Regions from separate parts of the Homo sapiens genome. Here region 1 is linked to region 2. Evidence: read pairs that join two places in POLR2A ChIA-PET (ENCODE). Cell type or tissue: OCI-LY7. All regions are shown on one strand. Each heading gives the region's core, and the rest is flanking DNA. Links, peaks and the distances in the headings are about the cores only.

What was found. ChIA-PET counts read pairs that join two places held together with the same protein. Peaks named below come from ENCODE experiments on the same cell type or tissue, not always from the same donor. Only the 100,000 strongest peaks of a DNase experiment are listed, where the experiment ranks them.
Region 1: POLR2A ChIA-PET joins it to region 2 with 5 read pairs; 4 of 35 experiments call an interaction of 5 or more read pairs at or near these places.

Annotation. Positions count from the first base shown.
Region 1 is chr20:50,289,185-50,304,668 of GRCh38, forward strand. It overlaps LINC01270 (long intergenic non-protein coding RNA 1270), which reads left to right and starts at 3,536. Exons shown (of 5, transcript NR_034124.1): 1 at 3,536-3,646; 2 at 8,972-9,229. RefSeq lists enhancers at 3,089-3,825, 4,939-5,439. In OCI-LY7, for the core only: no CTCF peak of the experiment used is centred there; a DNase peak (open chromatin) is centred at 8,507.
Region 2 is chr20:50,359,998-50,375,481 of GRCh38, forward strand. It overlaps LOC105372657 (a long non-coding RNA gene), which reads left to right. Exons shown (of 3, transcript XR_936837.3): 2 at 4,348-4,484; 3 at 7,438-8,869. Among named protein-coding and RNA genes, the nearest start is that of LINC01271, 46 kb to the left of the region's middle. RefSeq lists a silencer at 12,182-12,382 and an enhancer at 13,540-14,040. In OCI-LY7, for the core only: no CTCF peak of the experiment used is centred there; no DNase peak of the experiment used is centred there.

The DNA.
Region 1 (15,484 bases), core at 6,096-11,095, 71 kb before region 2:
ATCAGCCTCATTGGAGGACTGGTTCCAAAAGGCAGCCTCACAGCCAGGCGCGATAGCTCATGCCTGTAATCCCAGCACTCTGGGAGGCTGAGATGGGAGGATTGTGTGAGCCTAAGAGTTAGAGACTAGCCTGGGCAACATGGCGAAACCCTGTCTCTAAAAGAAAATAAATAAATAATAATAAAAATTAGAATAAAATAAAAGAAGGGATTCTGAGACTGAAAAAAGCCAAACTCAGGTGCTGCCAGGGCTGGGCAAGCAGCACTCATGGTGAAGTGGTGGGAGAGGGGTGCAGGCCTGTCTAAAGGGGTGGACGCTGCTCAGTTTCTGCCAGTGTCGCCCCGTGGGAAGCCGGGACTGACAGTTTTTCATGAGAAGCTGTAAATCTAGATCGGGGTGTCCAACCTTTTGGCTTCCCTGGGCCACACATAAAATACACTAACACTAACGATAGCTGATGAGCTAAAAAGAAAAAATCGCAAACAAAATCTCATGTTTTAAGAAACATTATGAATTTGTGTGGGGCCGTATTCATAGCCATCCTGGGCCACATGTGGCCTGTTGTTCGCGGGTTGGACAAGCTTGATCTAGATTGCTATATGAAACCTGTTGATATTTAAATGTTAGGGCAAATATCAGGCCAGGTTTGGCCTGAAGGCCGTGAGTTTGAGGCCTCTGTGATACTGCAGCCCTTCTATTTTGCAGGTAAGGAGCTGGCGGGGAGAGTTAGCACAGCTGCCTCCGAGCCTGGCAGATGGTCCTGGATCGGGGCTGGACGGGGTGACTTGGAGAGGTGGTGCTTGGACTCAACTGTGAAGAAGGGTCAGATTCCCACAAAAAAGAGGAGAGGGCATTGCAGGGGGCGGAGGAGTGTGAGCGAGCATGTGTGGCGGGAATATGGAAGACTGTTTTCCAGGTGGAGGGAGGTAAGAAGACGGGGAACTGGAAAAAGAGTTGAAGGAGACGGGTTGATGAGGATGATGGGGAATACACGGACACGGAAGGTCAGACTGGACCCAAAAGAGGGTTGGAAAAATCACCCAAACACTTCAATAATATTAGTAACTTCACTTCTGAAATTGTGTGGCAACAAGCAGCGCGTTTATTTTACCACTTACTTCGGGTTCTTGGCAACCCTGCGTACACCAGGGAACGCTTGCCCAACAAGAAACATTCTCACTCGCAGATTGTTTACAAACGCCTCGAAAATTTTTGTAATATTTTTGTAAATATTAAATTAGAAATTTAATATAGAATTATAAAGTGTGAGTGGGTTAATTAAAGATTTTAAAATTTCAACTTAGCAGGTTTTTCTTTTTCTTTTTTTTGAGACAGGGTCGCGCCTAGCAGGCTGGAGTGCAGTGGTACAATCTCAGCTCACTGCAACCTCCACATCCCGGGTTCAAGTGATTCTCCCACATCGGCCTCCTGAGTAGCTGGGACTACAGGCATGCACCACCACACCTGGCTAAGTTTTGTATTTTTTGATAGAGACAGGGTTTCACCATGTTGGCCAGGCTGGTCTCCAACTCCTGACTGCAAGTGATCCACCTGCCTCGGCCTCCCAAAGTGCTGGGATTACAGTAGTGAGCCACCACACCTGGCCAGCAGATTTCTTTAAGTATTTTAGAGGCAATATTTTTTCCCCAAAATCTCCCTTGTGCAAATTTTCTACCTCACAGCTGCCAAAATTTGAGGTGGTGGACAAAAATAGTTGATATATAATGATAGAAAGACGTAAGTGAGGTATATATATAGAGAGAGTCTAGAAAGAGTTCGCTTTCAAAGGGGAGGATCAGGGCAGTCTCCCTGGAGGAGGAGGTTTTGAATACGTGCGTTGAAGGGTGGGTGAAATCCAGACCAGGCAGGTGGGTTAGGGAAAGTGAGGGCATGCCGGGTGAAGGGCCCTGTGTGTGCACAAGGGTGAGGTGGGAATGATGAGTGTGAGAGTTTGTACCAAGGGGGCTGGGGCTGGGGTGCCAAGAACCAAAGAGCCATGATAAGGCCTGTCTGGGGCTCAGCCAAACTGGGGAGTAGTACACGAGAAGAGGAATGGGGAGCCCTAGAGGGTTTTAAGTAGGGGAGGAACGTGGAGTCCATAGCAAGGCAGAGTGGCTGGTGGGGAGGTGGGGAGGATGCCATGGCAACCATTCACGCCAAGCCTCAGCCCCGACCCTCAAGGAGGCAGGCAAGGCTGAGCTTCCCTTTCCAGATTGTTTGTGGGTGCAAAAGGGCAGCAAAGAATGTGGGTGCCTTGTCCTTCTGCCCATGGTCTAGTGTCCTTCCCCTCACCCCAGTCCCAGTGGAGCCATCATAGGTGAAATATAAGAACAAGTCACCTGCGTTCAGTGGCTGCAGAATACCTGGCCTCGCACAGAAGGCTGCGGGGATTTCTGCTCATTCATTCTTCCCACCTGCCGCATGAGGGAGGTGCTATGTCCATTTTACAGAGGACACTGAGTCCCAGAGAGGCTAAGCGGCATGCCCGAGGTTACACAGCCAAGAAGGGGCACAGCAAGATTCAACCCAAAAGTCTGCACTCCAGCCACTGCCCTATCATGACACTCACGAGCTCCCACCAAGTCTGGCTCCAGTGTTTCCAGTACCATAATCATCCCCATTTACCAGATGGGTAAACTGAGGCTCTGAGAGGTGGAGTCACTTGCCTGAGGCCATACAGCAGGAAGGGTAAAAGTAAAGATTTGAATCCCTGGGTCTAGTCGACTCTGGAGCCTGCTGTTCTCCCACCATACACCTCAGCTGCTCGCCCTCCTGGGCATCTGTTTCCTCATCTGATGAACAGGGGTGACGGCGATGCCTCCCTGGCAAGGTCCGCAGAGGATCCCGGGTGGTGTATGTCAATCACCCAGCTCAGTGCCTGGCACTCAGTGGATGCTTTAAACGTGATGCCTGTGTTTATTCGTATAAAGGTGGCTGAATATTAAATGGGTGGATTTATGGAAGGCACTTATGGTAATGCCCTGTACATAATAGATGCTCAAGAAACACTAGAAGCAGTTACTATGATTATAGGATCGACCACAGGGGACAGCCCAGTAACCCCTCAAAGTTGCTTCCTTCCCAAGTTGCCTTCCATTTATTTCTCCCTTCATCCAACACACTGGCCTTAGGGTCCAGGTTAGGATTTGGGGGCTTGGGGGGCTTAGGTTACAATTTGAGGTGATTTGTCCCCCCCTGCCCATCAGTCAGAGTGATGCTGAGAGCACTGGATGATAAGACCAGAATTCTAGGTCCGCGCCCCGGACCTGCTGTGTGATCTCTGGCAACTGCCTTGCCCTCTCTGGGCCTTGGTTTCTCCTTTCATCTGCAGAGCCTGGGCCAGGCTGCCCTGGGAGGTGCCAGCCCCGAATGGGGCCGGGGGCAGTTCCTGTGTCCCCTTGGCCACCAGCCTCCATCTCCTGCCTCTTGAGCTGCAGGCCCGCCCGGCTCAGCTGTGACGACGAACCAGCCAATCTGTTTACTGAACTGGCTGACCCCTTCCGGGAACTCGGCCCAAGCTTCCCAGAACTCGGGTATTAATGACCCGGAGCCACATGACGGAGCATGACACAGCACTTTTGGGCACAAGGCAGGGCCCAGAGGGGTGCGTGGGGGCCGCAGCCCAGCCCCCAAGCCCCGCCAGCGGGTGAGTCACCTGGGCCCCCTGCAGCTTCCTGATCCCGGCCACTCAGCTGTCCTCCCCACCCCCAGGATATCCCCAGTTGTCAGGGCTGCCCTGGGACCCCTCGACCTTTGCACTAGGGACTTAGCAGCCGTCTTGGGTGATCAGGGCTGCCTTCTGGGATTACAGATGGGGACAGTGAGGCCTGCAGGACTGGAGTGAATGAACAGTGAGCTCTGAGTAAACGTCCACTGTGCGGGAGGCACTGTGCAAATACGTCACGTTAGTCTCGCAGCGATGCAACACAGTGGCGTAGTTTAATCCCCATATGATAGATGGGGAAACTGAGGCTCAGAGCGGGAATGAATTCTCCCAAGGGCATGCAACAAGAGCACTCTGTTTGACTGGAAATAATTTCCTTTCGTCTCCTCAGCAGCCGACAAGGGAGGTGCCATGTGGACTGTTTCACAGCTGGAGAAACTGAGGCACAGAGGGGCTGAGTCACCTGCCTAACGCACTGAGCAGTCTGGCTCCAGGACCTGTGCTCTGAACCAGCACCTGGCACATAGCTGGCACCGACATGGTCTCCGTGCACTGCCATGGATGAGAGCAATGCTGGCTGCGGTGTCGGGCGGAGCTGGGTTCCAATGCTGACTTCACCTTTCTCAGGCTGCACAGCCTGGAGCACGTGGCTGCACCCTACCGTGCGTCAGTTTCCTCACCTGTGAAGGGTGATCGTGGTGGTCCTGATCTTGCAGAACTGCAGTGAGGGCTGTGAGTGTGGGGTGTCTCAACTGCACCTGGACACGCAGAAGGCACTCTGTGAACACTGACTTTCATTGGCCCAGGCCTCTGAATCCATGACAGTTCAATCTCTGAACCCCACAGCTTCCTCCTTCACCCTTTGCCGCCCCAGGGCAAGGTGAGGGCGGTGGTTTTTATGGGCCTGGGAACCAGACAGGCTCGGGCTCAGAGGGGGCGCCTGCTGCTGGCGGGAGTGGGGCCTCCTGGTTCCCACTCCCTGATTTTGGGCTGGGGGCCGGTGGTGGGCAGGGGTGGGGCAGCACTTTGATGTTCTTCCCTTCATTCCACCACCACTGCTTGAGCACCTACTGTATGCCAGGCTCCAGGGGACCCAGCAGTGAACAAGGTCTCTGCCCTCACTATGGTGGAGGAGAGGATGGAGGAGATAAACATCGGTGAGCAAATGCTTGAAGAGGCGAGAGGATTTCACCAGAGAGAAGGGCCGTGATGGGAATCAGCAGGGGTGTTTGGGAGCTGAGTGGGTCAGAGAGGGCTTTTCTGAGGCGGTGATGTGGAGCAGATGCCTGAAGGAGAAGAAGGACCAGACCTGGGGAAGAGATTTCCAGCAGAGGGAAACTCACCACAGCACGTGCAAAGGCCCTGAGGGTGGGAATGGGTTTGGGAAGTTCCAGGAAAGGCAAGGAGGCTGAAGGGGTGTGAGGAGGGGACAGCAGCAGGACATGGTGCTGGAGGGCCAGCAGGGGTTGGACCATGCAGGGCTTGGTGGGCTGAGTGAGCAGCCGCGGCTGGGACTTGGGCAGGAGCCTATGTGAGAGATGGCAAGACTGCCTGAGATCGCATTCAGAACTTCTACCCATCTCACAGATGAGCTCAGTGAGGCCCGAGCCAGCTTCCCCTAGAAGGTCAGTGGCTGGACAGGCATGAGAATCGAGGGAGTTCAACTCCCCCGGAGAAGCCAGAAGCCAGAACACAGGCCGTGGAGGAGAGGGTCCCACATTCATCCCTGCAGCCCCGAGAGCTGTGGGCTGTGGGGCTGCCTGGATGGCTTCCTGGCGGAGGAGGTGACCTCCAAGCTGTGGCTGGGGCAGAAGGGCTGGGAGAGCGTTCCCAGTAGGGGAAGCAGCACACAGACAGGCCCAGAGGTGGCGGTGAGGTGCAGGCGTTGTCTGGGAAATTCATCACTGCTTGGGAGTCAGGAAAGTGACCGGGTGAGGAAGTGTTATTGTCAGGGTCTCCCTTTCAGAAGGCCTTGGGGCCAAGGGGAGGAGCTGGAATTGCCTTCCACCGCGTGCAGACCCCAGGCTGGATCCCAGGACTGCCCAGGGACAGGCACACGTCTGCCCTCATGTGGCCCACAGTCCAGGGGCAGGGACTGTCTGGAGAGATTAGGGCCATGGGGGGCAGGAGGGCGGAGGGGCAGACCTCCCATCCTAGTTCCAATCTCAGTGCTGTGACACACTCCCTGTGTGACTTGGGGCAAGTCACTTTACCTCTCTGAGCCTCTGTGTCCTCATCCATAAATACCACCTGGAAAGATATTCTCAGAACTCAGTGAGATCATTCGCTCATTCGTCCACTCATTTATTCCTTGGATTTTTTTTAGCGCTTCCTATATGCCAGGTCCTGGGCTGGGTGCTGGGGACACAGCAGTGACAAAAATCCCTGCCCTTGTAGGGCTGATGGAAGAGGTAGTGTAAAGCAGTGAGTGGTTAAGAACACAGACATTGGAGCCAGGGGCCTTGGGTTAACTCCTGGCCCACTGCTTATTTGCTGTGTGGTTTTGGGTGAGACACTTTACCTCTTTGCATCCTACCTGTAAGATGCCACGTCATAGGATTGCTGAAAGGACAAATGAGTTAATATATGTAATGTGTTTAGCACACAGCCTGGTACATAGTAGGTGCTCAATTGTGCTTGAATGAGCTGAGATGTGCAATAAGCAAACAGAAGAGGGGTGAGTGGATGAGACAGTGTCTGACAGTGGGAAGTAAAAGTGACCAGCTCTTAGCAACAAGTAGGCATACAGTAGGTGCTCAATAAGTGTTTCTCCTCCTTTGTCTCCTTCCGAGTCCATCTTGGACCTTAGCCCATAGGGGACTTAAGGGCCTGAGGTTTGGAATCTGCGTGGAAGGCGGGAAGTCGTCTTTGCTGATCCAGAAACCCAGAGCTGAGCTTTGGGGTTGGCAAGAGCAGAGACGCCCCCAGCACCCCTGCCCCTCACGCTCCCTGCACCCTGTCCCCAGCATCATGTGCAGCCTGGGTGGCTGCGGCGAGCTGGGGCCTGCCCAACGGGTCCCCAGTAATGACACTCATTACACAGGTGTCTGGCAGCGGGGGGAAGCGAAGGCCCCAGGGGCCGCATTCACATGGCACCCAGCCAGCCCACCCCAGGCCCTTCCTCGTCCTTTATAAGTCTGGTGCCCAGGGCAGGCGGGCAGGCTGGGGAGAGGAGCTGGCGAAGGGCCAGCTGGCGCCCAGTGAAAGGAGGGAAAGTTGAGAGGTCTGGGTGCCAAGCACTGGTGTGGAGGCCAGGGGAGGTGGGCACGGGGGGCGCGTGTGTGTGCACACGTGTGTGTCAGGGTGTTTTGGAGGGGGCGGGATGCAGTGAATCTGTGTCCAGGTCTATGCATCCCCCTGGCCTGTGTGTGGAGATGAGAGGGTCTGTGTAGATGAAGCATTGATGGTCCCCCAGGTGGGTGCAAAATCTCCCATGCCCGTTTCATTTGTTCTTTAACCTACACTGTGAGGTGGGTACCAGGCTGGGTCCAGCCTGGACCTGGTGATGTCAGAGCCAGTCCCAGGGCAGCCCTAGACTCTGCCGTCTAAGAGCTCCAAATCCAGGGACAGACAGACGCCAGGCAGAGGATCAGGACATCCCAGTGAAGACTTTGATGGAGAAAAACAAGGCAGGGGGCTGACAGGGATCAATAGGATGGGGTCAGAGGCCTCACTGGAAGGTGAGCTTGGCTGGAGGCCTGGAGGACGAGCCGCCATGGCAAGATCTGCAGGAAGAGAGTTCTGGGCAGGAGGAATGGCAAGTGCAAAGGCCTCGATGCAGGGCTCAGCTTGGCCTGTGTGAAGGGGCGAGTGAGGAGGGGACTGGGGGCCGGGGCAGGTCCAGAGCTCATGGCCAAAGTCAGGAGTGTGCATCTTCTGAGCGCAGTGGGAAGGTTGGCACATGGTAGGTACACAGATGGGGGCTCCACTGGGGTGAATGGGTTTGATGAGAGCCGGGACCGGGCCCTCTGGGTGTGGGAACGATTGGCTTTCAGAGCTACAGACAGGAACGTGGGCTGCTCAATTGTATTTGAACCTATTCTCCTGGGTTCAAACCCCTCCTGGATCCTGGAACCTGTTATTAAGCCGGCTGCACCCCAGGGCACCGGCCTTTATATCCAGACAGGGCCCTGGCCCCCAAGACGGGGGTGGACGGGTGATACTGGTGAACCCCATGCCTGCCCCACCCCCTGCCAGGCCCCTCGGCAGGGCCAAGTCTGCTTCTGAGAGCAATGAGCATCTCTCCTTTTACAGATGGGGAAACTGAAGCCCAGAGAAGGAATGGGTATGTCCTGGGTTCTTGTGGCAGAGTGCTGGGGGCAGCACCCAGAAAGCCTCCGTCACAGCTCATATCTCTTCCTACTTCATCCCCGCCCACAGCGGGCTCCTCCTAATAGGACTCTGGCAGGGTAGCAGCTGGTGTCCAGGCAGAGCTAGAGGGAAGAGCTGGGTCCAATTTGAGAAGCCTCTGTTAATTGGGTCCTATAGGAAGAACTGTTAACACTGTGAGTTTCCCATCACCAGAGGTGTGCAAATAGACCTGGATAACAGCCCTTCACCTGCTTAGAGATTACAGAGAGGTTCAGGCGGATGGGAGACCACTTGCCTTCTAGCTGTGTGATTCCACAGGACCTCGGAACAATCCTTAGCTCAAGCCTCAGTTTTCCCGACTGTAAAATTGTTTTTTGTAATAATCAGAGTGACCTCATTAAAAGGACAACTTTGTTGATAAAATTCTCCTGCATTTATCCAGGCCTCGCTTGGTTCCCCAGTGCTAAGAGACAGCTCTAGCCCTCACCATGGCCCGCACATCCTGTAGCCCTGGTCCCTGGGGCCTTCCCTCCCACCCCCTGATTCTCCCCTTCCTCTCTCTGCTGCAACCACAGACTTCCTCCCTGTTGTTCCTCTCCTACCTCAGGGCGTTTGCAGATGCTGTGAGCATTGGATGTCGGGCGGAGGGCTTTCCCTAATTTCAATCTCCCACCAGTCCTATCAGGTAAATAGGAGATCCATTTTACAGATGAGGAAACTGAGTCTCAGAGAGCTGAAGTTAAAGACACACAGCTTTTTGTGAATCCACTGAGTCAGGATTTGAGCTCAGGCCATCTGGAATCTAACACCACTCTCTTTTCTTCATTCCTTATGTGACTTGTTTTCATTTTCAAAACTTTGCTCAACAGTTGCCTTCTCCAGGAAGCCTTCCCTGACTACCCTCTCCATCCACCCTCCCATGACCTTCCTGAGTTTCACCTTTGCTGCACTGCTCACACTGTCTCTCAATTATCTCCCTTTTTTTCTTCTCAACAGCTTTACTGGGGTGTAACAAACACACGATAAACTGCGCATATTCCAGTGTTCATGTGGATGAGTTTGGACATATGCACACACTTCCGAAACCACCAGCACAATCAAGACAGCAGACATATCCATCGCCCCCAAGGGTGTCCTTGTGTCTTTTTGTCATTCATCCCTCCCGGCCGCCCCATCCACACTCCCATCGCCTGCCGACTGTGGCTGATCTGCTTTCTGCGGCTGTGGATTAGTTTGCGTTCTCTACAATTTTCTGTAAGTGGAATCATGTGGTGTATTCTTTACTGGGCTTCTTTTCCTCAACATTATGATTTTGAGAGTTACCCACGTTCCTGTGACCATTCTCTTTTTTTATGTATCTGCCCTGTCCCCCTCAGACTGTGAGTTCCATGGGGCGAGGACTTTGTCATATTTACCTCTGCGTCCCCAGCACTCAGCACAGGGCTGGGCACACAGGAAGTGCCTAATAAGTGTTGACTGACGGGAAGGAGGATGAGGACATGCCCAAATGGGGGAACAGCGGGCACATTTGCATGGCAGTGAGGAGCCCAAAGCCGGATTAAGAAAAAACAGCCCCTGGAATCATCTGGAGGCCTCGTGGCCCCATCAGATAAGCATATCTGCTCATCCCCATGGCTGTCTCTGAGGAGCAAAGATCTGGATTGCACAAGGGCTGGGCCTGGGCTGAGGAGGCGCTAGTGGTCCCTTTATCTTGCGTGGGCATTCGGCGCTGTGTTCTAGAACTGCACAGCCCACGCACCCCGGCAGGCAGAGGCCTGGGCTCCGGCAGCGGGTGGGCAGGTGGGAGGCAGGAAGAAGTGGCCACCCAGCCCTCCCCAAACCAGTTGGACTCCTTTGCAGAGATTACTGCAGGCGCTTTGGGAGCTGGCTAAGGGAGAGTGGGAGGCAGGAGGAAAAAGCAGGAGGAGGGGAGGAATCATTTAATGAGCAAATATTATAGGGAATTTCCAGTTCATGCCCCATCAGGCTGGGCAGGAACACAGTGGGATTACTCAGGCGGTTTCCAGGTACCAGCCTCAACCTCGAAGGTTCAGTGTGGCTCAGATGCCTCTAGGTCTTCATCGCTGGCTAGAAACCCAACTAGCCAGGGTGAGAAAGTGGCGGTGAGTTACATCCTGAGACAAAGCCTGCAACCAAAGTCGAGTCTAAGCATGCGCTTCCTGCATCAATCTTTGCTGAGATGACCTTATTGCCCATTTCCCAGACAGAAAAACTGAGGCTGGGAGTTGTGGCATTGGCTAAGGCCACACAGGGGTCACTGCGCAGTAGGGACAGCTTAAAAGCCAAGGCCATTTTGGAGTGACTCCTTCAACAAGGGCCACATTCTTTTGATAAATACTTATTGGGCACCTACTGTGTGCCACACACTATGCTCAGCTCTGCAGGTTAAAAAAAAAAATGGAGGCCGGTCACGGTGGCTGACGCCGGTAATCCCAGCACTTTGGGAGGCCGAGGAGGGCAGATCACGAGGTCAGGAGATCGAGACCATCCTGGCCAACATGGTGAAACCCCGTCTCTACTAAAATACAAAAAATTAACTGGGCATAGTGGCACGCACCTGTAGTTCCAGATACTTGGGAGGCTGAGGCAGGAGAATCTCTTGACCCCGGGAGGCGGAGGTTGCAGTGAGCCGAGATCGCACCACTGCACTCCAGCCTGCTGACAGAGCAAGACTCCGTCTGAAGAAAAAAAACGTGGAGTCTTTGGGCATATATTGTGCATTGCATCTTATCTACAGATGAACACAATTTTTGAGGTCAGAGATGTTTTGTGGAACTTTGTTTTCTTCTTTGTGGAAACAAGAAGTTTGGACCAGACTAGCATTTCCCAAATCTATTTTATCATTTATCCATTTTGAGGACACAGATCTGAGGGACACAGAGTCTCTGGGGGTACTAATAGGAGTGACAAGGGGGAAAGTGTTCCATTAGCCATTGGGTTTGGGAATTCCTGGGTGAACATTTGCCACAGGTGTTCTCAGTCTTGGATGCTCCAAAGAGCTCAATGAGCATCTAGGTGGTTAGGTCCTGTGAGTTACCCTCTGGGATATCTAAGGGAGTTTGTTCACTGTTTTTCTGACTTCATGAGTCCTGTTTGGATGCTGCTTCCTCCAAGGAGCCTTCTCTGAATCCCTAGAAGGACCTGAGTCCCCTTCTGTGAAGGCACCTGCCTGGAGCTCCCTTTGACTTCTGAATATTTTCCATCTTGGGTTGTAGCTGTCTGTTTCCATCACTTGATTGTGAGCTTCTCAAGGGCAGGGCCAGCCGTGATTCACTTCTTGGTTCTGGTATAGAGAACAGAATGGGTGGATGGAGCATTTAATGGGTGAAAAGATGAGTGATGACTTGATGGATGGGTGGATAGTCAAATGGATAATTTAATGGCTGGGTACATGTGTGGAGATAAGGGAACTGTTTATGAATGGATAAAATGGATGAAGAAATAGATCAATGAAAGAATAGATGAATCAATGAATGAGATAATTAACAATTGAATTAATGGATGAGTGAACACATGAATGAAGAAATTAGTGGATAAATGGAGAGATGGATGATGGATGGTTGAATAAATAAACAAGTGCTGGATTTTAAATTGTGTGATGGATGGAGCGGGTGATTTCATTGTTGAATACTGTGAATTACTGATGGATGAATGAATAGATAAATATATAATTAAATGAATGAATTAATACATAAAGTGATGGATGACTTAATAGATGGCTAGATGAATAAACAGATAAAGGGATAAATGGGTAGATGGATTGGTGATTCCATGAGTGAATGGGTGGGTGTATGGATGGGCAAATGGTTGGATGGATAGATGAAAGAGTGGGTGGATGGATGAGTGAGTGGACAGAAGAATGGGTAAATGGATAGATGAATGGATGGGTGGGTGGGTGGATAGGAGAATGGATAGGTAGATAAATGAATGGATTGGTGGGTAGGAGGGTGGATAATAGAATAGATGGATGGGTAGGATGGATGGATGGATGGATGGATAGGAGAATGGATAGGTAGAAAAATGAATGGATTGGTGGGTGGGAGGGTGGATAATAGAATAGATGGATGGGTAGGTGGATAGATGGATGGGTAGGTGGATAGATGGATGGATGAGTGGGTGGACGGATAGGCGAATGGATGGGTAGATAAATGAATAGATTGGTGGGTAGGAGGGTGGATAAGAGAATAGATGGATGGATAGGTGGATGGATGGATGGAAAGATGGATGGATGGTTAGATTGATTGGTGGATGAATAGATGAATGGGTGGATGAGTGGATGGGGAAATAGGATGGAGGAGTACATGGATGGTGGATGAGAGAATGAATGGATGGATAGGTAAGTTGGATGGATATACAGGTGAATGCATGCTATGTCATAAGATCGGAACTGAGGTCAGGAGGCAGGAAAATTCCTGTGTTCCTCCCTGATGCAGCAGTATCAAGTTTTTGAAGTTTGAAAGCTTAGTGAAAACTTTGAGTCAAATCTCCAGAAAATTGCATATAGACACAAAATGTTAGCAACTTTATGGGAGTGGTGGTCATGGAGCCTAAGAGCCACCTACAGACCCAAGGTGAGGAATCCCAGTGCAGTCTTATGTATTATTTTTACTCTCTGAGCCCTGATCTTGGAGAGGAACCCAGGCCCAGTGGAGGGAAGGCAGCTGAGATGGGGACAGGTAGTTTCCTAAAGGAGAAGACACTTATGTATTCATTCATTCATTGCACAACATTGCTGTGACCTTTCTGGATGCCTGGGAGAAGATAAAGGTGCCTCTCATAAGTGGCAAGTGTTTGGAGCTTGAAGTCAGACAGATTGCATTTTTAATCTCATCTCTGATATGTACTGGCTGGGTGACCTTGGGAAACTTACTTCACCTCTATAGACCTTCTCTTCTTCATGTATAAATAGGGACAGCAATAATGCCTACCCTATTGGGTTGTGAATATGTCAACAGGTATGTAAAACATGTAGCCCAGTGCTCAGTGCATAGTAAATGCTCAATAAATGTCAGTTCTTCTTTTTCTTCTTGCATGACTACTGTTGTCTTGCACTGGGCCTATGCAAGATGCTGCTGAGCCCGAGATATCCAAGGCATCATCCTGGCCTTTTGAAGTGTCCGCAGTCCATCAGGGAACACAGACAAGTAAGCAGAGGTTTCCATTCGCACAGGGTGTTGGGGCTGAGATAGGGAATCCTAAGACCTCATGTTCAGGGTCATCTGATCCTCAGCATCCATTCCTATTAATATCTCTTTCTAGCAAGAGGCTGCAGAGACTGGAAGGCTACACGCCGCATTCCCCAGCCTTCTTTGCAGCAGGGGCTCTGAACGCTCTGCAGGTCCCGCCAGGCAGATGCCTTCCTGTGAGAGTCAGGAAGTGGGGGCCGCCTTGTTTTTTCCTGGGCTCTCTTTCTGCTGGTGAGCATGGTCATGGGATGGATTTTCTTGCAGCAACCTTGGCGTCCGGTTACCACTCTTGGGGAGTCTAGAGGTAGGGGTGGTGGTGGTGGCTTCCTCATCTCCAGATGGCTGGATGGTGCTGTGATACGTTCTCAAAGTCTACAGCTCCTCTGTGGCCTCCTGATTCCCCACCATCCTGAGTGGCTGGCAGCTCTCCTGAAGGTCCAGTTCTGCTGTGTGGTGCTGGTGCCTCTCCAGCCCTTCTAGCAATGTTGTGAGTGTTCAATTCCCTGTGTTGGATCCTTTCTGCTTAAAATGCCTGGAAGGAATGCTGTCTCTAAAATCCAAAACAAACACAAAATTTGGAAGGGTTTCTGGTTGCCATAACTGTAGTTTGACTCACACATGGTGGGAGGCGGGGAGCACTGTAGGACCTCAGCAGGTACCTAAACCAGACTTAGGGGGTCAGAGAAGGTTTACGAAGCTCATGACATGTAAACTGAATCCTGAAGGGCATATATGGAGTAGTCAGACAAAGAGTTGAGTGGGAAGAACACACCAGGCAGAAGGAATAGCCCGTGCACGGCTGGGCACAGTGGCTCACACCTGTAATCCCAGCACTTTGGGAGGCCGAGGCGGGCAGATCACCTGAGGTCACGAGTTTGAGATCAGCCTGGCCAACATGGTGAAACCCCATCTCTACTAAAAATAAAAAAATTAGCTGGGCTGTGGTGGTGCATGCCTGTACTCCCAGCTATTCGAGAGGTTGAGGCAGGAGAATCTCTTGAACCCGGGAGGTGGAGGTTGCAGTTAGCCAAGATCGTGCCATTGCACTCCAGCCTGGGCAACAGAGTGAGACCCAATCTCAAAAAAAAAAAAAAAAAAAAAAGGAACAGCCTATGCAAAGGTTCAGAGATCAGAAAAGACATCGTGGAGAAGTGGGTAGTTCGGGCTGGCTGGAACATACAAATTGTAAGGGAGAGGTCAGAGGCTTTAAGGCTGGCCAAGGTGCTACACTTCCTTTGAAAATAATGGGGAGCTTCTGATAGTAAACAGCAGAAAATAGTAGGTGTCTTTCAGGCTCCTGCAGGAGGCTGAATTTGAGGGAGAGGAAGTATCGTTGCAGGGAAAGTAGCGAGGTGGCAAGGAATTGCAGCCACCTGAGTGAGAGGTGATGAGATTGACCTGGCATGGCAGCCTCAGAGGAGGGGAGGGTGGATGGATTTGAGGGAGGTTGAGGACGAGACTCCCAGGCTTTGGTGACCAATTGGGTTGGAGGCATGGCGGCGGGAGGCTTTATGGATGATGCTCATGTTTCTGGCTTTGGACGCTGAACAGTTGTGCAGCCTTCCAAAAGAAGGGAGACAGGCAGAGGGACAGTTTGGGGGAAGTTGCTGAACTTGCTTTGGGCATACTGATTTGGAGGATGCCTGGGGGCCATCCAGGAGGAGGCATCGGGGAAGTGTACAGACATGTGGTCAGAGGCTGAGACAACAGATTGGATATGGACAACCACCCACGACTTTGGAGAAAATGAGTGAAATATTCATTCAACAAATAGCACAGGGGAGCCTGAGACACACTATCTGTTCATGTCTGAATACCTGGCAGTGGGCCAAGGGCCTGGCTGCTTGTTCAATAAGCCAGGAGGAAGCGCTGGAGCAAGACTTGGAGGGTGGGCTGGGTTCTACCAGGAAGAGACAGGATGAGGGCCCAGTGGTCAAGTGCGTGAGGCCTGGGTTTAAGTCCAGCTCCTCTGTGTGTTGATTGCAGGGGCCTGGGCCAGATGTTTTCCCTCCCTGAGCCTGTTTCATCTGAAAATTGGTTATAAGGGACATGGTGAAGCTTCAAAGTTGTGCTTGTGGAAGCAGGTAGCTTGGAGCATGGAGCGGACTTTTGGGGGACAACTTGGGACACAGAGAGTCACCCACTTCCTGGTGTGGCAGAGCCACGGGGGATGGGGAGAGAGAAATTAGGATCCGCCTGAAAAACATCCACAGCTGTGTCCCATGTGAGAAAGGAGACCTCGGCTCCCGCCCAGGCTCCCTTTCACCCCCCAGCCTGCTGGAGCTGGCGGGCGGGGGAATCA
Region 2 (15,484 bases), core at 6,355-11,354:
TGCCTCAGTCAGGAACCCATCCAGGACCTGCCCCCATGTCCCCCAAGAGCCTTCTATGCGGGGGCAGGTGCAGGGACCCAGCTCTGTGCTTCCCTCCTCAGGGGCTCTGCCTCCCCCAAGGCTCTGTAAGGGGTGGTCTTGGCACTCCCATGACCTTCTGTGTGACCTCTGGCTAATCTCTTGGCCTCTCTGGGCCTGTTTCTGGGGCATCTTTGTCTACTCTTCCGGGAGGAGTGAGAGGCACTCCGCCCAGGCAGAGGACCTTGAAGAACCTGTCCTGCAGGGTGAGGCCCTCACCCGCCCCTCCTGGGGTACTCAGCAGGTGAGGGGACACCTGGTGCACAGCCTGGGCAAGAGACCCAGCTCCACCACGCCCTGCACGGCTGACTGGCCTCTGCTCACCTGAGGGACGCTGGGGTCCAATCCTCCAATCCCAGGGGCTGTGCCCCCAGGCCCAGCCTGGGATTCTGAGCCTCACACTCTGGCCAGGCCTGGGGGATGAACACCCTCCGTCAGCAGCCTGGGGTCAAGGGCATGAGGGCTGGAGCCAGGGCCTTGGGGCAAATCCCAGCTCTGCCCCTTCCTGCTGAGCTGCCTTACGCAAGTGACTCAACCTCTCTGATGCCCAAAGAAAGAGATCTGTCATGGAGGCTACATCCCACACAAGTGGGGCTTTTCCACACGGGGTGGGTATGAGTCCCGGTTCACACACTGGCACTGTGGAGTTTCTTTGTGTTTTCACAAATGGAACTGATTTTCCATCTTGTGTCGTGGTTATGCCAGGCTGGAGGAGGCTTCATCTGACGGTGATTCCCACCCTCGCCACCACCCCACTCCACTTTTCCTGGGAAGGCTCTGGGTCCCCTGGCCTTTCATGAGGCCAAGGTGTTGGGGATAGGAATGAGGACAGAGGCACTGGTGTTGGGTGTCGTCTTCCCACCAGGCATTGCCTGACACAGGCTGGTCCCCCCCCTGAGGCCCTGCGTGGTTCTGTGCCTGCCCCTTCTCCATTGCCCCTGGTCCTGGGGGTCATTTGGCTGCTTCCTGGCTACTTCAAGGGCTGGTTGGAGGCTGCCTTTCCAGAATCCTGGAAAAGCTGCTTCTACCTGAGGTTCTGGGCCTCACTGGGCTCAGCCCCAGGCTGGGGGCCACCCCTGACACCCCGTCTCTGTACCTATCCTGCGACCCTGGCTCTGATTCTGGGTGGGGGAACCTTGCTCTCTGCAAGACGTGAGTTCTTCCTGCTCTTCTCAACTTTTGAAACTCAAAAGCCAGGAAGCCTCCTGGGATCCCCGTACTTGGTGTCCCCGCCCTTCCCGGAGGCACTGAGTACAGACTTACAGTGGGGAAGGACGGAAGGGAGAAAGGAAGAGAGCAGGGGCCTAGGTGGGTGCAGGGCAGGGAAGAGAGGCCAGTTCTGCAGCCTCCCCAGACAGTGGCCCTCGGGATCCCTTTACATTTTAAAAAACTGCTGAGAACCCCAAGGAGCTCTTCTTGCTTGTGTGGATTCTATCAGTCGATACTCACGTTAGAAATGAAAACTAAGAAATGTATAACATATTTATTTATTCACTCAAATGTAATAATAAATCCATTACATGAACATAACATTTTTTATAATAAATACCTATGCATTTTAAAATGGACAAATTTAATGAGAAAAGTGGCATTTGTTGGATTGTGGATATTTCTGCATCTCTCTGTAACAGCTGGCCTCTGGGGGACAGCGGGTCCTCACACTTGCTTCTGCAGTGGATCTGCTGTGAGACTTTGTTTAGGATGAAGTACCTGAGAAAACCTGGCTTCCAAAGGCACATCGTTGGAAAAAGGGAGGATATTGTCACATTGTGAAATACATGTATATTGAGACGGAGTCTCACTCTGTCGCCCAGGCTGGAGTGCAGTGGCGTAATCTAGGCTCACTGCAGCCTCCGGCTCCTGGGTTCAAGTGATTCTCCTGCCTCAGCCTCCCGAGTAGCTGGGATTACAGACATCTGCTGCCATGCCCGGCTAATTTTGGTATTTTTAGTAGAAATGGAGTTTCACCATGTTGGCCAGGCTGGTCTCTAACTCCCGACCTCAGGTGATTTGCCTGCCTCGGCCTCCCAGAGTGCTGGGATTACACGCATGAGCCACTACACCCAGCCATGAATAGTCTTTAATGCTACACAAAAACTAATCAGTGGTAATGTCTTAAATTCAGATGCAATGTGGAATCTAAACATCTATCAATGAACTTTTCAAACTCTTTACACTCATGTGAGAATGAGAGTAAACAGGGCAAATAATCCTACGAACCCCTTAATGGGTCTTGGGGACCCCTAGGGATCTTCGGACCACACTTTTAGAACTGTTGTGTTCTCTACAATGGACACGAACTCATCATTTTTTATGGCTGCATAGTATTCCATGGTGTATATGTGCCACATTTTCTTAATCCAGTCTATCATTGTTGGACATTTGGGTTGGTTCCAAGTCTTCGCTATTGTGAATAGTGCCGCAATAAACATACGTGTGCATGTGTCTTTATAGCAGCATGATTTATAATCCTTTGGGTATATACCCAGTAATGGGATTGCTGGGTCAAACGGTATTTCTAGGGACATGGATGAAGCTGGAAACCATCATTCTCAGCAAACTATCGCAAGGACAAAAAACCAAACACCGCATGTTCTCACTCATAGGTGGGAATTGAACAGTGAGAACACATGGACACAGGAAGGGGAACATCACACATCAGGCCTGTTGTGAGGTGGGGGGAGTGGGGAGGGATAGCATTTGGAGGTATACCTAATGTTAAATGATGAGTTACTGGGTGCAGCACACCAACATGGCACATGTATACATATGTAACTAACCTGCACGTTGTGCACATGTACCCTAAAACTTAAAGTACAATAATAAAAAAAAAAAAGAACTGTTGTGTTCTCAAAGAGAAGTATCCCAGCAGTCAGAAAGCTGCTGGTTGACCCCCACCAGGGACATACCAGGGTATGATGAAGAATGCAGGTTCAATTCCCATTTCTGCTGCTTCCTGGCTGTGTGTCTCTGGGGAGGTCACTGCTTCTCTAAGTCTCAATGTCTTCATTTCTAAAACGGTGATAAGAAGACCTACCTTACAGGCTTGTGGTCAGGACCCATGAAAAGCAGGATGTGAATGCAAAGCCCTTGCTCATATGTGTTCCTTTCTGCCACAGGGCCTTTGCGCGGGCTGTTCCCTCCATCTGAAACCCCTTCCCTCCCGGTTTTGCCAAGGGAACTCCTTTCCCTTTAGCTCTTGGCTTAAGTGCTTCTTCCTCCAAGAAGCCTTCCCTGACTTCCCTGGAACGTCTGTTAGAAACCCCTAGAGCATGATCAAAGCTTTATATTTTTCAGGGTTATAGGTGATTATCTGTCTCCCACCAATCCCTAAGCCTGGGTTGACTTTTGCCCTCTGCCGTAGGAGCTTGTGTGGAATGAATGCTGTTGAAAGAATATTGGTGATAAAGTGCCATCTTTGCTGATATCTTGGTTTTTCCATCCTTGGAATGAAAAAGCTGGGCTTTGACAAGGGGTCCCTCCCCAACCCCCACCTTCTCTGCCAGCAGCTGGACTGCACCAAGCAGGGGCAGGTGGAGGGGGGCTCATGCTCTGAAGCTGCAGGGGTTCTCTCGGGGGACCCAGCCCTGCCTGAGCCCCCTTTATGTGGGGTACCCCGGAGGCCTCTGGGGTCATGCTCCCCATCTCGCAGCTCTTTCCTTTCTGCACATGGTACCTGCCCTGCCCTAGAGCAATCTCTCAAGCATCCAGGCTGGCAGACGCCCTTCTCCCTCCCCTACTCTCCCTTCAGATGGGCTCAGTCAAGGATTTCTTCTCTGCAACCCCAAGCCGACTGTATCTCTGTGTCCCTGCCATCATGGCACATATCCCATACCCTCATCTTCCCCAACCAGGCAGCACGTTCCTCAAAGGCCAGGATTGTGTCTTCATCATCTTCGTCCCCCTGGGATCAGACAGTGGGCCTGGTGTCCAGTAAGTGTCCAATACATATTTGCTAAAATGACACGAATGCAGGACTCTGGGAGAGGTTCCTCTTATCGAAGGAGGTTGTACAAGTTAGCTTTGGGCTGCAAGGAATAGAAACTCAGCTCACACTGATTTAAAGCATAAAAGGCACTTACTGGCTTGTATTAATGAAAAGCCTAGTAGAAGGGTGAGCTTCAGGGTTGGTTTGATCAGAGCTTCAACTCTTTTCCTCTGCGATTTACCCAGTTCTGCTTCCGTGTGTTGTTTTTGTTTGTTTGTTTGTTTGTTTGTTTCCTCTGGCTGGTTTTCTTCACGGCGTTGAAACAAGCATGACTGTTCCAGGTCTCGTTCTGTCCAGATGAAGATCTCTTCGAGTGGCTACTTGGAATGCACTCCAGAGGCCCCTGACATTGATTCTTCTCTAGACTCAAACTAACCTAGTTACATGTCCGCCCTCGAACCAGCGGCTGCAGCCGAAGGTGAGATTTGGAAAATTAGCTTAGATTTGGTGTCAGGAAGGCGATCAGCTCCCCAAAAAGGGGGACCACACGAGAGAAGTGTGGCAATCCCCTCAAAATACGAGTAGTTACCAAGAGAAGAGAAAGTGGGCAAGACCGTCAAAGCATCCACTCGAGGAGTTTAATTATATTCAAACCCATAGCAAAAAAAGAAGCTGTTTTTTGAGCAAAAACCAACCCAGGGAAAACTTTGCTAAACGTCCAGATATTTCACCAGAACCTTCTGTCAAACATAAGAAGATAACAGATTTCTGTACTCTCTGACTGAATTTTGCTGACCAAATCCAAAGTCAGTTCACAGAGCCACAGATGACTTTACTGAATTTTTTTAAAAATGTGTTTGTTTTTCCGATTATGATAACAATACATGCTTGTTGTTAAAATATTTAAATAATGCAGAAAAGCATTTAAAATAGTAGTTCTCAACCAAGGGTGGTTTTGTCCCCCAGGAGACATGTGGCAATATCTGGATACATTTTTGGTTGTTAGGATAGGGGGTAGGGGTTAGCTCCTGGCATCTAGTGGGGAGAGGCCAGGGATGCCACTAGACATCCCACAGCGCCCAGGACAGTCCCCCGCAATGAAAATTATCTGACCCAAAATGTCAATAGTGTCAAGGTTGAGAAACCCTGATTTAAAGGAATGTAAAAATTACCCCAAATCCTACTGTCCAGAAATAAACACTGCCGACATTTTGGCAAACATCATTTAGAATACTCTTTTTAATATATGCCCATTGCACACACAACTTAATACAAATGAGATTATGCACATGAAAATGCTTTTCTCTACAATGTCATGGCTGTCTCTCTGTATTGCTGTTTTTGTTTGTTTGTTTTTTGAGACAGAGTCTCGCTCTGGTACCCAGGCTGGAGTGTAGTGGCATGATCTCGGCTCACTGCAGCCTCCGCCTCCCAGGTTCAAGCCATTCTCCTGCCTCAGCCTCCCGAGTAGCTGGGATTACAGGCGCCCGTCACCACGCCCGGCTAATTTTTGAATTTTTAGTAGAGATGGGGTTTTGCCATGTTCGTCAGGCTGGTCTCAAACTCCTGCCCTTGTGATCCACCCGCCTTGGCCTTCCAAAGTGCTGGGATTACAAGTGTGAGCCACCACACCCGGCCCTCTATATTGCCATTTTAATGAGTATTTTTAATACAGCTTAACACAATGTTTTATATTTATTTAATGCAATTTCATAAATTTTTAATACAGCATTTCATTATATGAGGACTATTGTTTGCTTAATGAATCTTCTGTAGTTTGGCATTTCAGAATTTTTTCCCCCAATTTTTCACTATTATAAACAATGCTGCAATGAACGACCTTCCCCGTAGAGACTACTTGGCCTATTAGAATAAATGCCCCCAAGTTAAATTTCCAGGTTGCTTTAAAATTTCTGCCCAGTGAACAGCATGGTGCTTGTTGCCATTCTGCTCCCAGAGACCCTTGTAGAGTCCGTTCGGGACAGTATGAGAATCCCCATTATCCCATACTCTGCAACACTGAGAGTTGCCAATCTTTTTTGTCTTTTCTAATCTGATAGGCAGAAAATGACATATCATTGTAGCTTATCATTGATAACTGGTGGGGTGGAACTTGTCTTCATACTTTTTTTTCTTTTTTTCTGAGGCAGTGTCTCCCTTTGTCTCCCAGGCTGGAGTGCAGTGGCACCATCTCAGCTCCTACATCAGCCTCCCAAGTAGCTGGGACTACAGGCATATGCCACCACACCTGTCTAATTTTCCTTATTTTTTGTAGAGATGAGATCTTTCTGTGTTACCCAGGCTGGTCTTAAACTCCTGGGCTCAAGCAATCCTTCCACCTCGGCCTCCCAAAGTGCTGGGATTATAGGCATGAGCTGCCTCGCCTGCCAGAATAGTGGGTTTTTAATACGGTGTTTACCTCTTCTTATTGTTTTGCAAGAACTCTTTGTATATTAAGGATAGTAATTCTTTCTAAGAGTCTTATAATTGACTATAAAAGTCTCCCTCCCTCCCTCCTTCCCCTCCCTCCCTCCCTTCCTTCCTTCCTTCCTTCCTTCCTTTTGTTCCCTTCTGCTTTCTAAGGATATGCCTGGTGTTTGGCAAGCATTGCATGAATTACATTAGGAAATAACTTTTGTAACAAACCCATTTAACAACCATTCTTTGTTCCCCGCCTCCTGATAATGCTCAGAGCCACAGCAACAGCCTTTGCCCAACTCCATGTCATTAACCCTTGATCTTTTCCTGCTGAATAGCAGATTGCTTTCCGGGGCTGGCAACACAGTTTCATTTTCACCTTCCTGCTGATGGAACTGCCCTGGCTCTGTGCCAGATGGCTGTTTACATAAGAAATGATTTGATTATATTGCACAGCCAATGGCAGCCTTTCTCAGAATAAAGAAGCCAGAAACATATAATCAAAGCCATTAACTGTGTACAAAGAAACGCAGCCCACTCTAAATTTCCCACCAACCATAATCACAGTTTTCCAGAGAAAAATAAGAACAGGGTTATGGTTCCCTACTAAAAACGTGTTAGGGGAAAGACTTTTAAAAGGAAATTGTGGTATAGCTCAGTTGCACTCTCAGATCAACCCTTGAGCCTTGACTCCAATCCCAGCTCTGTAACTCACTGTCCTTGTGACCTTGGAAAAGTCGTTTACTGCCAAAAGCCTCCGTTTCTTTATTGTAAAATGGCTATAATAGTAATATCAACCTCAGAGGTTTACGAGAGGATTAAGTGAGATAGTGCATAAGAACACTTTCTCAGTCAGAATGTTTTCAGCCGCAAGGAGCAGAACACTTGACTAAAGGAGGGAAAAAAAAGCTAGAGGACTTATAATTTTATTTAACAGGGTTGTTTCATTTGGAGGCATAAAGATGTAACCAGTGATTCACATTCTTTTCTTCTTCCTGCTATGCCATTCTCAGCAATTTATGGACATGTCTCCTCATGGTTTCAAGACAGCTGCTGTGGCTCCAGGCATCACACTGGGACATGATAAAATCAAGCAAAGAGGAGGAGGGCATTTTTTCCCCTGTGTCTCCTTTCATGATGGAGAAAATTGTTCCCAAATTTCCCCCCTGCAGATCTGCAGACTTCTTATTGGCCAAGATGGCGTTACATCTATAATTCCAAACCAGTCACTGATGGAGGAATGAGAATGACTGCAGTTGGCTTGGACCTATAACTCACTCTGAAGCCGGGGCGAGGAATAGCCACCGTCCCTGAGCTCCTGAGTAGATGCACAACCAACAAAACTGAATCCCGTCAGCGAAGGAGTCATGGGTGGGCAACCCGTGCTGTGTCTACCATAAGCACAACTCCTGGTGCTCATGAGGTGCCCCCAAAGGCTGGCATTTGGCAAGCTCAAGACTGGGAGTCCACACAGTGCTCCAGGTGGGAGGATCACAACCGCGATTGGCCAGGGAGTCCCTCTGGGTGCCAGACCCCTGTATGCAAAGCCCCACTCAGCATCTCCACTTGATTGGCTTATGGGAACCTCAAATCCAACACACTATATTTGAACTCATCATATTTCCTCCCCACTGGCCTCCTCTGTTGGTACCCACCTTGCTCAAGCCAGAAGCTGGCTGGTCCTCAGGAGTCCCTGCTTTCCTTCCCCATCTGTGCCCACGTCTCTCCAGCTCTGCCATCATCTTCCACCTGGACACCAACCAAGCCCCCGCTCTCCCTGCTGCTGTGTGGGCATCAACAGCCTATGCTGTTCCCTCTGAACGGAACTCTTCCCGCTCCTGTTTCCCTGTCACCTTGCTCAGGAAAGCTCTTCTGATCCCCCCAAGTTGAATCCCTCATTACAAACCTCACATCCTGACATACATCTCTCCATTGCCCTGATCATACTTCTTATTTACCTGTGTGATTATTTCACTCATGTCTCACCCCACCAGGTTGCAGCTCCATGAGGGTGGGAATTGGGTCTGTTTTGTTCACTGATAACCTTCAGTGCCTGACACATAGTAGGGCCTCAATTTTATTCCTGAATCCCATAAATGAATAAATTCATCCCCTGCCCTGTGGCCAGGGAGATCACTCTAAGAAGCAAATCTAATCACTCCCTCTCCTGCCATAAGCCTTCCATGGCTCCCCTTTACCCACAGGACAAAGTCTAAAGGGCTTAACCTGGCTCTTTCAGGCTCCTCAAAGTGGATTCTGCCACCTCTCCAGCCCCATCTCACCTGCCCCATTGTCCTTTACGGTCCAGCCACCCTCTACTCCTTTAGGTGTCTCAAAGTCTGCATGTTCTCTCCTATCCCTGGATTTGCCTATATGCTATGTTTCTCCCGGAAACTTTGTCTCAAAAAATCTTCATTCTCATTGCCAAGGCTTTAAAATTTGCCTCTTTTGGGGAAGGTTTAGTTCTGTAAGCTCATTCTGGAAATCTGGGTTCCTTCTATCTAGCTGTTGTCATCCTCAGTCCATAGCTTCCAGTCAAGTCCAAAACAGCTGCTATAGCTTCTCCGTCACATCTACGTTCCAGGCAGTGGGGAGAGAGAAAGGGTCATTCCTCTTAAGGGCATGACTCAGAAGCAGTGCTATCACTTCTACTCAATCCCATTGGCTGGAGCTCAGTCATATGACCATGCCTAACTGCAAAGGAGGCCGGGAAATAGAATCACTATCTGCCGATTATGTTAGCATGTTTCCCACTAATGCTCCAAAATTCTCTCAGTATGAGAAAAAAGCTGATGGATGTTGGTGGACACTGATGGTCCTGCCACACTCACCCCCACAGTGCCAGTCATGGACTTATCTCTGCCCAGCCAGACTGTGAGCTCCCTAAGGACAGGGACCATATATGGTGGTCATTGCAGCATCCCCTGCAACTCACAGAGTGCTGGTTGTGACATATGGCAAATCAGAGTGAATTGCAGAGGCCGGAAATACAAGGTGGAGAAACTGAGGCAGGCACCAGTTGAGTTCCACACACATTTTCTGGGTGCTGATTACACATAAGAACCCTGGGCTTGGTCCCGGTGCCTGGGGGGCAGCAACACTTGTCTGGCCTGGCAGTGTCCCCAAAAGCACCCAGTTGGGGGCTGCAAGGCCCCACCCGGTGGGGAAGCTGCAGAAACAGAGCAGAGTCCACAGTCAGAACAGGAGGCGCCACAAGGGCCTACAGGTAAGGCAGGTCCCAGGCCCTCAGCCCACCTGGCCCTGGCCCTGCTGCACTCTTGGCCACTCCCCAACATTATCTGGCCTTGGGCCCAGCCCTGAGCACCTGCCCTTCCCTGCTCTCCCGAGAGGCCTGAGCTGGGGTTCCCCTCCCCTGTCGGCTGCCGTGGGAAAGGCCTTATGGTAGCTCTCAAGGTCCAAGTTCCAGCCTCAACAGCTGCCGTACTTGCTATTCCCTCTGGCCAGACCTCCCTTCCGTGCTGCTCTAGCTTCTCCTGCTCTCAGCTTAGACGGCACCTCCTCACTGTCTCCAAAGACCACCGCCCACCCCGGTGCCTCTCCACCACATTGTGCATCTTGTTGCTTCCCAGCATGGGTCTGTGTGGGGTCGTAGGGGAATCCTGCTCTTGTTCATTCATTTGTTGGCTTCTTTGCTCGCTGTCTCCCCCAGTAGAGACATGGACATTTTCTGTCTTGTTTTCCACTGTATCCAGAGCCTAGCCCAGGGCCTGGCACCTAGTAGGTGTTCAGGTAATATCTATGGACTACCTACATACACACACAGTGAGGAAAGACAAGAGAATTAGCACTCACTGCACTCGTATGACATGCCAGCGCATGCGTTGTTCACTCTGAGGCCCACGACATCATTGCCTGGTTGGAATCATTATCTCCATTTCACAGTGGAGGAAACTGAGACTCAGAGAAATGAAGTGACTCGACCGAGGTTACGCCAATAGGAAGGGCCAAGTCTCAGACGGGGGGGGATATTTATAACGAAATGCAAAGATCTTGGAGGAGGGGGTGGATTCTTGGTTGTACACATCGATCAAAGCTCATCAAACTGTACAGTTGAAATCAGAGGTTCTCAACCAAGCATGGTTTTACCCCCAGGAGACATTCAGCAAAGTGCAGAGACATTTGGTCATCATGGGGGTAAGCAATGCTACTGGCATCTCGTGGGTAGAGGCCAGAGATGCCGCTCAACATCCTACAGTGCCCAGGACAGCCGCCACAGCAAAGAATTATCTGACCCAAAATGTCAGTAGTGCTAGGTTGAGAAACTCTGCTTTGAAGGAATGTAGTTTACTGAACACAAATTATGTACTCCATTTATTAAGGCATAATCAATGCATTTTTTGTAAAATAGAAAAAATAGAAAAGAACTAACATAATTGGAAAAGAAAGGAACCAACTAAGTACAAAACAATGGCCACATAATTTAAAAAGGCAAAGAACAGATCAGAAAATACAAAGAGCCTATATGTAAATGACAAGGGGCTCCACCTTAATACTAATAAGGGAAATTCAAATTATAACAAAAAGCTGGGGGGTTGCCTCATGTCTGTAATCCCAGCTCTTTGGGATGCTGAGTTAGGAGAATCACTTGAAGCCAGGAGTTTGGGAGCAGCCTGGGCAACATAGTGAGACCCCATCTCTACAAAAATTTAAAAATTAGCTAGGTGTGGTGGCGTGAGTCTGTAGTCCCAGCTTCTCAGGAGGCTGAGGCAGGAGGATCGCTTGAGCCCAGGAGTTTGAGGCTGCAGTGAGCTATAGCTAAAAAAAAAATTACAACAAAAATAATCACAATGGGAAAAAATTTTTTTAAATGACAGATGGGGCCAGGCGCGGTGGCTCACACCTGTAATCCCAGCACTTTGGGAGGCCGAGGCAGGCGGATCATGAGGTCAGGAGATTGAGACCATCCTGGCTAACATGGTGAAACCCCGTCTCTACTAAAAATACAAAAATTAGCCGGGCGTGGTGGCGGGCGCCTGTAGTCCCAGCTACTCAGGAGGCTGAGGCAGGAGGATGGCGTGAACCTGGGAGGCGGAGCTTGCAGTGAGCCGAGATCGCGCCATTGCACTCCAGCCTGGGCGACAGAGCAAGACTCCGTCTCAAAAAAAAAAAAAAGACAGCTAGGCTGGTGAGTGTGGGGGAAGTAGGCCCTCTCATCCTCTCCTTTGTGGATGGAGGGAGTGCAAACTGGCAAAGCCCTGGCGGTGGTGTGGTAGCACTTTGCATCATTTGTCTAGCAATCCCAGTTGTGCAGAAATACACATGCGCTCAGAGAGCTGTGTGCGGATGCTCACTGTGGTATTGTTTATAATAGTGAAGTTTAGGCTGGAAAACTAAATATCAATGAAATCAATGAACGTGGAATTAGGTAAATAAACCATGGTGCATTCATGCCATGGAATACTATGTAGCAGATCAAAATGATAAGGCAAATCTCTACACACATAGTTAGGCGGAACAAAAAAAGCGGGCTGCAAAACCACATTTGCAATCTGTTTCGAATCAGGTGGCACAAAAGAAATCCAGGGCCCAGGCCGCTAGCGCTTGCCATCATTCATCACCCCTTCTCCCCACTTTTGAATGGGGCGGCAATGTGCCCAAGTGAAATAAGACCTCCCCAGCCTCCCCTGAAACCACGCGGGTGCAATGTAGTAGCCATGAGACCCAGAGCGCACACACTTTGTCCCTTCCCTGCCCTCTTGCCTTGCTGAGAAGCAACCCTCTTGAGCCAGGAGTTTGAAAGTCACATACCAACATGGGAGACCAGGAAGCTGGTCATTGGTGATGTCCCTGAACAAGCCTACAAGCCCAGACTTGCTCACCTCTAGACTTCTTTTTACACAAGAGAAGTGAACTCCCATTGGGTGAAACCCTGGTGTTTGTTATTTTTTACTTGCAGCCAAGTGCAATTTCAGAGGCAGCAAACTCACTGGGGAGGAGGACGGTTGAGTCTTCTGCAACAGAACTGTATTCAAGTGTCATTTACATAGTTAAGACTTTTCTAAAATAAATCAATACATCAAATAAAGCCTGTCTGGCTAGAGTCTGTGGGACTCTTGCTGTTTCTTTCAAAAAGTGTTTGTTGATTGGCTCAGGTCCCTCTCAACCCAGGCAAAAATGCCAAGGGGAAGATGGAGGGACATCGAGGGGTTTCCCTGTGACCTGCTGAAGGAGAGGTTGGAATGCTGTTTTCTTAGGAAAAGCTCCATTTTCCTGGTAAGAGGACTAGCGCCTGAGTCTCTCACTCCAGGGAGGCTCAGGGGTCAGTCCAACCAGCCCAACCCGGGCTGCCCCTATCATAATTGGTGACCCTCTAGCCTAGACATGCTAGCCTCCAGGCAGTGACCTGGCTGTCTCTCCCACCTGTTTGTCCTCTTCCCAGAAGGAGGATGCTCCCTTTATCTCAGGCCAAAGTACCCCCCTCACCCTCCCAGGGAAGGGGAGGAATGCCACCTGTCATCACGGGATGGGTGAGTCACCTCTTACTGGCTGGAGGCCATAGCCAGCCCAACCTCTCTCTTTTGCCCCCTAGCTCTCCCCTGTGGGTGGGGAACGATGGGAATATCACCCTAAAAATCGTGACAGCAACAGCTGCCATCTCTGTGGCATGGAACCTGTCACTGGAAGCTTGAGTGCACAGCCCTGGGTTCCAAGCCCAGCTCTCATGTTCTAACCTGGTGATCTGGGGGGAGTCACCCCTTCCTGATCCCCATTTATGCATTTGGCAAACGTTTATTATGCAAGCACTCTGAACCGGGCAGGGGGTGCTGAGGATGCCACAACGAACACCCCGAAACAATCCTGCCCTGTGGAACCCATTAGGTAGAGACGTTCAAAACTAACAATAATGATAATGTTAATAAATTTTAAAATTCCGAGTGTCAATTGGTGATGATGTCACAGAGAGAAGGGGCGAGGAGTGCTGGTGCAGAGGTCTTGTTCATGTAAGCAGGTGGTCTAGGACGCCCTGAGATACTTTGAAAATGGAGGAAAGGGCTGGGTGTGGTGGCTCACACCTGTAGTCCCAGCACTTTGGGAGGCCAAGGAAGTCAGATCACCTGAGGTCAGGAGTTTGAGACCATCCTAGCCAACATGGCGAAACCCTGTCTCTACTAAAAATACAAAAATTAGCTGGGCGTGGTGGTGAATGCCTGTAATCCCAGCTACTCGGGAGGCTGAGGCAGGAGAATTGCTTGAACCCAGGAGGCGGAGATTGCAGTAAGCCAAGATCATGCTACTGCACTCCAGCCTGGTGTCTCAAAAAAAGAAAGAAAAAAGACAAAGAAAAAATAAAATGGGGGGAAGACCTGGAGGAGGTGAGAGAGGGAGGCTTGTGGTTCTCTCAGGGCACAGAGTCTCAGGAAGAGAGAACAGCAAGTACAAAGGTCCTGAGGCTGCCGTGTGACTGATGTGTTCCAGGAGCAGGGAGGAGGCCAGTGTGGCTGGAAGGAAGATGCCAGAAAGGCAGAGTGGGGGTGTACTACCACACGGGATTTAGGGACACTGCCAGGACCTTGTCTTTGACTGTGGGTGACATGGGAGCCAGAGGAGGGTGTTGAGCAGAGGAGAGATGTGATCCGACTTCCTTTGGGTAGCAAGACAATGATGGAATGGGGGAGGTAGTTCGGAAGCCATGGCAACAATCCAAGCACACACACTCATGCCAGGGCGGGGCTGCGGACCTTGGAGGGTGGTAGGATCCTGGATGCAGGCTGTGGATGGGAGGTGGTGGGGCAGAGGCTAGAGAAAGAGAAGAGTCAATGAGGACACTCAGGTGTTTGGCCTGAGCCCCTGGAAGGAGAGAGGTGCCACTTTCAGAGGCAAAGACGATGCAGGAGAGGTAGGATCCTGCTGGAGGAGGCGTTTGGTTTCTTACCTGGGATGTCCGAGATGCCTGTTAGGCATATTGAGTCGTAGCTGGATATTCAAGACTGAGTTCAAGGCAGGAAATGTATGGTTAGAGGCTTTTAGCTTGGAGATAGTATTTAGAGACTCAGTTTCTTTGTCTGTAAGGTGGAGATTAAACAGCATCTGCTTTGCAAGGTTGCTGTGAGCCTGGGTTGAGGACTGAGAGTTCATGGGCAGGTAGCAAAGTGCAGGTAAATGTCAGCTCCGTTACTTCCACACCCAGCTCACTCAATCCTCATGAGGTCGTTATTATTGCCATCAGCTTTAATTTTACAGGGAGTGGAGGTTCAGAGAGGTTAAGTGACTGGTCCAAGGTCACATAGCCTGAAAACAGCGCAGCCAGGATCCAAGGCTGAATCTAGAGTCTTGTTCTTGGCTTTCTACCCTGCTGCCTCCTCCCTGCTCTCCCAGCACCAGGCCCTTGGATCTTGAACTGATCAGACTTGAGGGGCTCCCAGTTGGGAAGGGAGACAACCGTGAGTGGAAATGCCTCCAGGCAGACAGGACCTGAGCCTGCCCCACTAGGGGGCAAATTAGAAGGGGGGCCAGTGAGGCAGCACAGCCATGTGGTTAAGGGAAGCACTGTGATGCCAGACCACCTGGGTCCAATTTGGCTCTATCCTCACTAGGTGTGTGATCCTGGAGATGTGACTCATGTTTATTTGTGCCTCAGTTTCTGCTGCTGTGAAATGGGATAATACAGGTTATTGGGAGGACTGAATGAGTTGGTCCATGCAAAGTGCTTAGAACAGGACCAGAAACTCAATAGGCGCTCCAGCTCACTTTCCACCAAACGTGTGCCCCCAGGGCCTGGGGCCACCTGCCATGTCTTTGGGTCCACATCTGTCCCTTGCTCAAGGTTCACATCTTGCCTTGGCTGCTGTGAGCTATGTGTTTTTGGGTTTCTCACCCAACTTCCCTGCACTCACACTTCCTTTGACCCCAAAGTGGGAACCATATCTACCAGTGGTGAGGATCAACATGCACAGTGCCTGCAGAGGACACTGGATTGTAACTGTGACAGGCCTCAAGTGGGTGCTCAGTGTGCACAAATGTTCATGACAGCTGGAAACCCAGATGTCCTCCTGCAGTGGAACGCTACTCAGTCACAAAAAGGAACAAGTGCGTGATATT